Linked DNA regions of Homo sapiens: region 1 is linked to region 2. Evidence: chromatin contacts called from ENCODE Hi-C or POLR2A ChIA-PET data. All regions are on one chromosome and are shown on one strand. Each heading gives the region's core, a stretch centred on a gene start or an enhancer-like site at or near the end of the contact. The rest is flanking DNA. Distances are from core to core; before and after follow the strand shown.

Region 1 (4,613 bases), core at 2,012-4,511, 1.2 Mb before region 2:
CCAGCCTGGGCGACAGAGGGAGACTCCATCTCAAATTAAAAAAAAAAAAAAAAAAAAAAAAACTGTTGCTGAATATAACAATAGTCTAAAAATAGAAGAGATTAATATGGACTAAAGCAGTCAGCAGGTTTCATGATGAGAGGAACGTCAACCAGGCCTTGAAACAAGGGTTGGATTTTAATAGGAGAAAAAGCAGTCCTGACAGGGAAAATACTCGCTACAAATGCAGAGACAGGAATGAGCTTGCCAAGAAAGAGTGAGGAAACCCATATGATTGTAATAGAAGAGTGTCAGATACTAGTAAGAAAAAAGGTAGATAGGGAGGCTGATGGCAGAATCTAGATTCATTCACTAGCTGAACCGAAAAGCATTTTCACTAAAGAACACTGCATGCTGTCCTCATGCAGCTTACTTAGGGGAGATGAGAATATTTATGCAAATAATAATTTCCTAACTTTAAGATAATTTTAAAAATAGCTATGATATAGGGGTAACATTAGAAATCAGAGCTCAGAGAACCGACAAATGGAGAAGTTGTTTTTTTAACAGGATGTTCATTTTCTAGTACTTCTCTTGGTCTTCTTGAAGAAAAACAAGCAAAGAACTATGGAAGGAAAACTCATACCACTGCTTGTTCTACATGTTCAACTTAAAAATGAAAGTTTCTCCAAACCAGAGAGGAAGTCAAATAAATCATGAATGACTTTTTAAAATTTTAAGACAGTGTCTTTGCCTTTGTCACAGATTTACTAAACAAGAACTATCAGAAGCTTCTACCTAACAATTCCTTGCTGGGTTGATTTTTTTTAAAAGGAGATTCAGGCCGGGTACGGTGGCTCACGCCTGTAGTCCCCGCACTTTGGAAGGCCGAGGCGGGCAGATCACGAGGTCACGAGTTTGAGACCAGCCTGGCCAACACGGTGAAACCCTGTCTCCACTAAAAATACAAAAATTAGCTGAGCATGGTGGTGCACACCTGTAGTCTCAGCTACTGGGGAGGCTGAGGCAGGACAATGGCTTGAACCCAGGAGGCGGAGGCTGCAGTGAGCCGAGATCATGTCACTGCACTCCAGCCTGGGTGACAAGTAAGACATTGTCTCAAAAAAAAAAAAAAAAAAAAAGGAGATTCAATGACAAGACTGGTCAGCACTATAAAATTTATTCATATCTGAACTGAATTAAAAGCCATAAGTTCTGGCCCATGATTAACTTACAACAATATGATCTTAAATTCTTAGAAAGAAAAAGAAAAAAAAATCTTGCAGATGCTTTAATGTATGCCTAAAAGCAACAGTCCTCCAAAAATAAAGGGTATTAGAGCACTATTTCTTCACCACAAAAAAAAAAACCTCCAAGAAAAACCAATTAAAGTACATGTCATTCACAGAAGCATCTATGTTCATTTATACATTAATTTTTACATTAAACATTAAATATCCTGGGGGAAAAAAGACTAAAAACTCTTTCTGCATCACCATGTAAGTACAACCCAGAATCAATAACCCAGAAGCTCGAGGCCTGTTCACAACACAGACCTTTCAAAGATGCTAGGCTAGACCTGTGAATTTTCATTTAGGGCTGTCCCATGTAGCATCCAAAATATTATCATCCTGGGTTTCCCCTTTCAGCTTCTCATCATCTCCATCTCAATTCAAGGAAGAAAAAGTAACTTCACAACAAAAGACAAGTACATAAAATTACCTTTCACTTTATAGATGCACTTCATATTTTTCATTCTTTTAAAAAAAATAAAAGAGGCTCAGCATAGTGGCTCATGCCTGTAATCCCAACACTTTGGGAGGCCAAGGAGGGAGGATCGCTTGAGCCCAGGAGTTTAAGGCGAACCTGGGCAATACAGTGAGACCCCATCTCTAAAAAAATTTTAAGAAATAAGAAAAGAAATAAAAGTCACATCTTGCCAGTAGTTATACTGGTATGAAGGAAACCCTCCAAATATAATCTACAGAGTGTTAACCCCTTTAGTTCCTGCAAAGCATGGTAAGAAATAACAAATTACACCCCTATACCTTTTTCTCTGAGAATAAGATAGAACATTCCCATTCTTCTCCCTCCAGGGAGCCCTACCCCCCAAAAAAATAAACGCAGAAGCTGTGGCCAGATGCAGTGGTTCATGCCTGTAATCCCAGAACTTTGGGCAGCCAAGGCAGGAGGACTGCTTGAGCCCGGGAGTTCAAGACCAGCCTGGGCAGCAACAAAGTGAGACCCCTGTCTCTACAAAAAATAAAAAATTAGCCAGGCATGGTGACATGGACCTGTAATCCCAGCTACTTGGAGGATTGCTTGTGTACAGAAGTTTGAGGTTGCAGTGAGCTAAGATCATGCCACAGCACTCTAGCTTAGGGGACAGACCAAGACCTTGTCTCAAAAAAACAAACAAAAACAAACAAAAAAAGACAGAAGTTGTATCCTAAGGAAAATGAGACATACCAGTTAAGATGCAGGAGAATTCTGCTGAAACTACTTGAAACAAGATTCAGGGAGATGGAGGTCAAAATGGCTGTGTGGAAACACCACAGGGCTTAGAACCAAACAGACTTGGTTTCCAATCCCAGCACACTGTACAGAAACTGCACACCTATCTCTAGGAGTTGTTAAGATTAGAAACACATTTCAAAGACTTGCCCAAGGGCCGGGCGTTGTGGCTCACGCCTGTAATCCCAGTACTTTGGGAGGCCGGGGTGGGCGATCACTTGAGGTCAGCCTGGCCAACATGGTGAAAGTCCATCTCTACTAAAATACAAAAATTAGCCGGGCATGGTAGCGGGTGCCTGTAATCCCAGCTACTCGGGAGGCTGAAGAAGCAGAATCGCTTGAACCCAGGGGGCGGAGCTTGCAGCGAGCTGAGGTCGCACTATTGCACTCCAGCCTGGGCAATAAGAGAGAGATTCTGTCTCAAAAAAAAAAAAAAAAAAGTTGCCCAAGACCATATGTGAACCCAATTCAGCATGACTCCTAAATTCAGTGCTCCTTCCCAGTGCCATGCGTCCAGAATGCTACCTTATGGGAAATGTGTAACCACAGGTGGGAAGATACATTGTATGCAATGTTTAGGTGCTTTTTGCTACCTCAGTTCCCTCATCATCATTATGCTAATAGGAGCTATGTATTCAGCACCTACTTACTAGCCAGGCAAGGTATATGAAGTGCTAAGCACAGGACCTATTACATCATAAGCTCTCAATAACTGATGACTACTTATACAGAGATTTAACTTCTTAAAAGAGCTTAGAAAAGGAAACTGGAACGAAACAGAAGTTAACTGGAAACTCACAGGAAACTGAAACAGAAGTTAACCGGGCAAAAAAAGGGGAAGAACATACCAGAGTGGACATTTTAGAGAATGGCAATGTATACAAAAGCATACAAGTGAAAAAAAGCACAGTGCATTCATGGAAGTGCAAGTCATCTGGCATGGCTAGAGAGCAGACAACAAATATAGACAGAGCAGGAAATGAGGGTAAAAAGGCAGGCAGGTCTTGGTATACAAAGAAAGATGCTTAGAGTTTATCCTGTGACTGAGAGAAGCCAAGGAAAACTTTTAAACAGGGAAGAGAACACAATTAGGTTTGTGTTTCAGAATGATCAATCAGTGACAGGGTAGAGAAAGACCTACTGAAGGGAGAAGAGACCGAGACAGGCTGATGAGTTAGGAGACTACCTCATTAGTCTAAGCAAGAAATAAGTGCCTGAACTAACACTGGAATGATATGGAGAACAGGAAGTAGAAACAACAAGACTCAGTGATCCATTAGAATATGGATCACTGGGCAAGGTGGCTCACACCTGTAATCTCAGCACTTTGGGAGGTCAAGACGGGTGGATCACCTTAGCCCAGGAGTGAGATCAGCCTGGGAAACAATGCAAAACCCCATCTCTATTTAATTTAAAAAAAAAAATCTAATTAAAACAAATTTTTTGGTCGGGTGCGGTGGCTCACGCCTGTAATCCCAGCACTTTGGGAGGCCAAGGCAGGTGGATCACGAGGTCAGAAGATCGAGACCATCCTGGCTAACACGGTGAAACCCCATCTCTACTAAAAAAATACAAAAAAATTAGCCGGGCGTGGTGGCGGGCACCTGTAGTCCCAGCTACTCAGGAGGCTAAGGCAGGAGAATGGCGTGAACCCGGGAGGCGGATTTTGAGACAGAGTCTTGCTCTGTCGCCCAGGCTGGAGTGCAGTGGCACGATCTTGGCTCACTGTGATCCCTGCTCACTGCAACCTCCGTCTCCTGGGCTCAAGCAATTCTCCTAACTCAGCCTAGCCTCCTGAGTAGCTGGGATTACAGGCACCCGCCACCACACCCAGCTAATTTTTGCATTTTTAGTACTGATAGGGTTTCGCCATGTTGGCCAGGCTGGTCTCGAACTCCTGACCTCAGGTGATCCGCCCACCTTGGCCTCCCAAAGTGCTGGGATTATAAGCATGAGCCACCGTGTCCGGCCAAAACAAAATATTTTTAGAATATAAGGATGACTCTCAATTTTTTTGACTTTGGTAAGTTACTATGGTCTGAATGTCAGTGTCCCCCAAAAATTCCTATGTTGGAACTTAATTCCCAATGTGATAGTATTAAGAGATGGGGTCCAGGCAC
Region 2 (4,845 bases), core at 2,334-4,833:
TACCACAATAATTTTTTTTAAGTAAACAAAAAGGCCAGGTGAGGTGGCTCATGCTATAATCCCAACACTTTGGGAGGCCAAGGCGGGTGGATTGCTTGAGCCCAAGAGTTGGGGACCAGCCTGGGCAACACAGCGAAACCCTGACTCTACAAAAAAATACAAAAGTTAACTGGGCGTGGTCAAACAGTGAGCCATGATTGTACCACTGCACTCCAGCCTGGGCGACAGAGTGAGATCCTTTCTGGGCAGGTGGGAGGAGGTTGGGGGGGAGTAAACAAACTAGCCAATACCAGCTACTCTGGAAGCTGAGGCGGGAAGATCTTTTAAGCCCTGGAGTTTGAGGCCAGACTGGGCAACATAGCGAGATCCTGTCTCTAAAACATAAATAAATAACCAAGAACAACTGTCAAACATATTGAGAAAAGTGGAAGAGTCTGTAACAGGCAAGCTTCACTGTCATCCTCCAGAGTCTAGATGACTTCGTTGAAAGTGAAGATCCCAGAAAAGAAGGGATGGACATGCTATTTTCATGTTGCTGCAGATATACACTAAGCAACTGAGGAAGCTGAATTATATTCTACAGGTCATTTGGTAATATAATGAATGGACTGTACTTCCTAACAATTACATCCAAAAAATACAAGCTTTTCCTTCCAGTTTCCAATGAAAGCAGCAAGACTGAAATAATCAGTTACACACATGAGAAGCCAGGTATATCTGAAAGAGTGACTTTTAGTTCCCAGTTTTAATATGGTGACCCTACAATGGGAAACTGAAAGCAGCAATTTTTAGAATAGTATACACAAATTTTCTTCACTGCCATTATAAAGTGACTTTGTGTAAGTTACTTTTAGCCCTTCTGAGCCTCATCTGAAAAATAAGGATAATACTTACAACTAACAGATAAGGTAATAATGTACACTGAGTTCAGCGCCTGGAATACATAAATGCTCAACAAACGAAAATTCCCTCCTGTCTTAGCCTGATCGGCCTCCAGGGGCTATGCTCATGTTTTGGCCATAACCTGTGGCTCCTCCCTCAGGCCCCAGCTGTTTCCCTCAGTTCTAGTTGTTTCACTCCTGGTTTCTAAAAGGATCCTATCTATATTTAGAGGTAATGCTAGTACCAATTGTGGGCTCAAGGGCACCTGAGTACTGAGCAGTTTTCAATTGTTTTCCAGAGTTAATTGGTTTGGCTCCACAACTGGCTGTCTTGACTTCTACAAGTAAGAGTGCCACGTATGCACAGTACCTCAGCAGTATAAGACTAAACAGAAAACTAAGTGTGGTCGCAGGACAAATCCTAAGCAAAAAGATGTTTTTAGCCCTATTTATCAGGATCCCAGACCTTTGTTAAATCACAGGAGCAGTAAACCTTCAATGAACTCCACAGAGTAGGCTACAGCCTACTAACTTAATCTTCATCTAAATCACAGTTATCAGACCCAAGTTTCAACCAGTTCATGCTGCTTTACTATAACCAAGATGAGGGTGAAGCAGAAAGAGCAAACAGGTAGTGAAGATTTTAAAAAAGGCATCCGATACAGCTAGGTCTGAATAAAGCTTTGTTATTTACTAGCTCTGTGACCTTAGTAAATTATTTAACCTCTTAATTTACAAAATATGAAATAATTGTGAGGATTGAATGAGATAATACATACAAAAAAATCTTAGCACCTTGGCTAGCCCACTGAAAGAGGTCAATTAAAAAAGAGGCACATTAGGCTGCGGTGGCTCACGCCTGTAATCCCAACACTTTGGGAGGCCAAGTCAGATGGATCAAGAGGTCAAGAGTTCGAGACCAGCCTGGCCAAGATGGTGAAACCCCCGTCTCTACTAAAAATACAAAAATTAGCCAGGCGTGCTGGCGGGCACCTGTAATTCCAGCTACTTGGGAGGCTGGGGTCGCTTGAACCCGGGAGATGGAGGTTGCAGTGAGCCGAGATCACGCCACTGCACTCTAGCCTGGGCAACAGAGCAAGACTCCATCTCAAAAAAAAAAAAAAAAAAAAAAAGAGGCACATTGTCACTAATGAGAACACTGCACTCATTTCTTGCTTTGTTCAATTTTCATAACATCTAAGAAAAGTAACAATTTAAATCATTATTTTTGGACCTTTGTAAAGTAACCTAAATGCTACCATCCAAGACCTAGCTGAGAAATACAAACTGATTAATGTCCATAAATCTTAGATGAGTCAGCAAAACTTAATGCCCAACAAATAAAAGGCTTAACATGGACTACTTAGGAGCACACAATGGTCATTACAATTTCAAAATCGGCAATTTTCTATCTAGTACAATCACAAATTTGGTCTGGAAATCCAAATATTAAGGAAATGCAAACATCATAATCAATATTCCCAAATCACCTTAATTGAAACTGGAAGGTATGAGGCAGCCTATTTGAAGTTAACATCAAGAAATAATTTAAGGCAGAACCCCAACTCTCTCCCACAAACACAAAACCAGTAGCAGATGGCACAAGAACATTTCTCAGTGAGAAATTGCAATTCTAACAAAGTACAGGTAACTTAATTTTATCCATCACCTTTTGGTCAAACTGAAAACAAACAACCAAGCTTTTGGTTCTCTCCAAAACACTGAAATCTGCATTATCACTGACCTAACTTAAAGCAAGATATTTTTGGTGATCTGTCCTCTCCTGCTTCATTAACCGTAGGTAAATTAGGAACAGTAGCCTGCTAAACAGAGGGGAAGTAAATATCACAGGCATGTTTTATCAATAAAATGGACAAGCGATAATCAAATTATTTAAAGAACGGCTTGTACTCCTTAACAGAGGGACAAGCTTGAGAAAGATCCACTTTCTAAAAGAACCTAATCATTCTGGATGAATTATGAGAAAAATATCACTGTAGTCCAAAACTGACTGAATCTACCTTTCTGCTTTAATCCAAGTCCTAACCACATCTATTTTATGTCTCTGCGTCTGTTCGCCTGATTTTCCATTTCGTCTCCCCCTTCAATTCCAAGAACGCCCTTCTCTCCCTTATTTTCAAATCTCATTATTGCCCCCGAATGCTAAGGACCTCGCACAGCCACGGAGGTGACCTTACGCATCCCTACTGCATTCCTAATTCATTGTACTTCTCATCCCAAATGATCCTATTCTTTCGTTCTATCTCGCTCGTTGTTTCTTAAAATCCAATACCCCACACACGCTCACGCCAGAGTCCCCCCCACACTCCATTGTTTCCCCGGCCTATCCGTCTGGAAACTCCCCAACTCCGACGCGGGTGTTTCACCCGCCCCACAGACCCCAGGAACCTTCCACCCTCTGGGCACTTCGGGCCTCTAAGGGCTCACATCCCCCTCCTTCCCGTCCCCCCGCCCCCAACTACCCCCTCCCTCTTTTTCCTCCCTCAACCCGCTCCCCGCACCTCGGCGCCCTCTGAGCCCCCGCCAACCCCGCCACCCAGCACCCTTAGCCTCACCTAGCCCAGGCCCCCGCAATCGCCTCGTCGCCCCAGCTCCGGGCTCCGCGTCCCGGACGCTCCCGGGTCTGAGAAGAGGAAAGGAGATCCTCCACCTCCCCTTCTAGAGCCACCGCCGCCGTCGCCGCCGCGCTCCTCCCCCAGCTCTCTCAGAGCCGGACGCCGCCCCGCCCCCACCGCCGCCTCCCCACTTCTCTCCTGGGCCGGACTGCAGGATGCTGCCGGAGATCCAGCAGATCACCCCGACCCTCGCCCAGGCAGCGGCTCGCCCCGCCCCGGAGCCCTCTCGGGCGCGTGCGCGCCAGCCAGCCAGCCAGAGCTCAGGGCGCGTACTCGCGCCGGCGCGAATCCGGCGCGCCAAGCTCGAGGCTGTGGCAGCCAACGGGTGCGCGAGCGCGGCTCGAGCGGCGAGACGGCCCGCGCACCGGAGACCGAGAAGATCGGGGAGAGGCGCGGGGCGGCGAGAGGCGGGCTCCGACCAGTCGGGTTACCGCTCTTCTCGGGGCCCGGTCCCTCGCGTCTCGCACCGTCCGCAGGCTCGCGCGCCACCGGAGACTGGGAATTACCGGGGAAAGGAAGAGACTCGGGGAGAGGGTTGGGGACAAAGTAGATGGAAGGGGAAAACGGGTGGGACGCGAGCTCGCGTCCGCGTGCAGCACAGCTCGTACCCGGCGGCATCGGTTAGGGACCCGGCGCGCGCCGGGAACGGAGGGCCCGAGCTGAACTGACGGAAAGAGCCGAAACTCCCCCGGAGGTGGCCGAACGCGGGCGCCGCTAGGGGAGTCGAGCGCGGGGCTTTTGCTCAATGTCCGGGTTGGGAAGCTTTTTCTCTGGCCGCCGGGTACAGCGCCGCTCACTCTTCCGTACCGAGGACTTCACACCGCTTTCCCCTTCGCCTCCTTCCCGACCCAAGTTTTGTTCCAAAAGGCAATTTCAGAGTCGCCAACGACGGGAAACGCTGGGGCCTCCGGACCGCGCGGTCGCTCTGCCTCCTGAGAGAGCGCAGAGGCCGGTGGGGGCGCGGGAAGAATGACCTCGGGATCGTCAGTCGGGTTTCTGATCTACCCAGCTGTCAGCATAGCCCCTCTACGCGGCGGTGGTCGGTCCCGCCGCCCTTCGAATCTTTTCTGTTAAATACTCTCTTCGACGCCAGACTCCCAACCTCCCTGGTGCTGGAACTAACTAGTATTTGTGCACCCTTTCTGCATGCATAAAGCACTTACCTCAGTGTCGACTGGTCAGGGGTCTATTAAGAGGGGCCAGAGGGATTTAGACAGTCAGCATTGAAAATATTTATTAGAATCTGGGGCCGGGCGCGGTGGCTCACGTCTGTAATCCCAGCACTTCTGAGAGGCCGAGGCGGGCGGATGACTTGAGGTCAGGAGTTC

Evidence for each region. Hi-C counts contacts between places; a loop is a spot of excess contacts on that map. ChIA-PET counts read pairs that join two places held with the same protein, here RNA polymerase II (POLR2A). Pooled maps may share reads with other maps.
Region 1: a pooled map shows a loop between it and region 2 (7-fold over the local background). The contact joins the enhancer-like site here to the promoter of SPATS2 in region 2. A Hi-C loop is called at or near these places in 2 of 50 pooled maps. POLR2A ChIA-PET finds 5 or more read pairs at or near these places in 3 of 52 experiments (B cell, Caco-2 and RWPE1).

Annotation. Positions count from the first base shown.
Region 1 is chr12:50,516,544-50,521,156 of GRCh38, reverse strand. The region is part of intron 1 of DIP2B (disco interacting protein 2 homolog B); the gene reads right to left. Among named protein-coding and RNA genes, the nearest start is that of DIP2B, 14 kb to the right of the region's middle. RefSeq lists enhancers at 3,116-3,405, 3,466-3,555, 3,576-3,625. Within about 2 kb of position 3,261, at least 8 of the 41 ENCODE cell types and tissues checked have a DNase peak (open chromatin) inside an H3K27ac peak, as active enhancers do; they include B cell, where a contact is called at or near this core.
Region 2 is chr12:49,366,200-49,371,044 of GRCh38, reverse strand. SPATS2 (spermatogenesis associated serine rich 2) reads right to left here and starts at 3,583. Exons shown (of 14, transcript NM_023071.4): 1 at 3,458-3,583. RefSeq lists enhancers at 1,068-1,207, 4,244-4,503 and silencers at 3,304-3,373, 3,404-3,453, 3,474-3,953.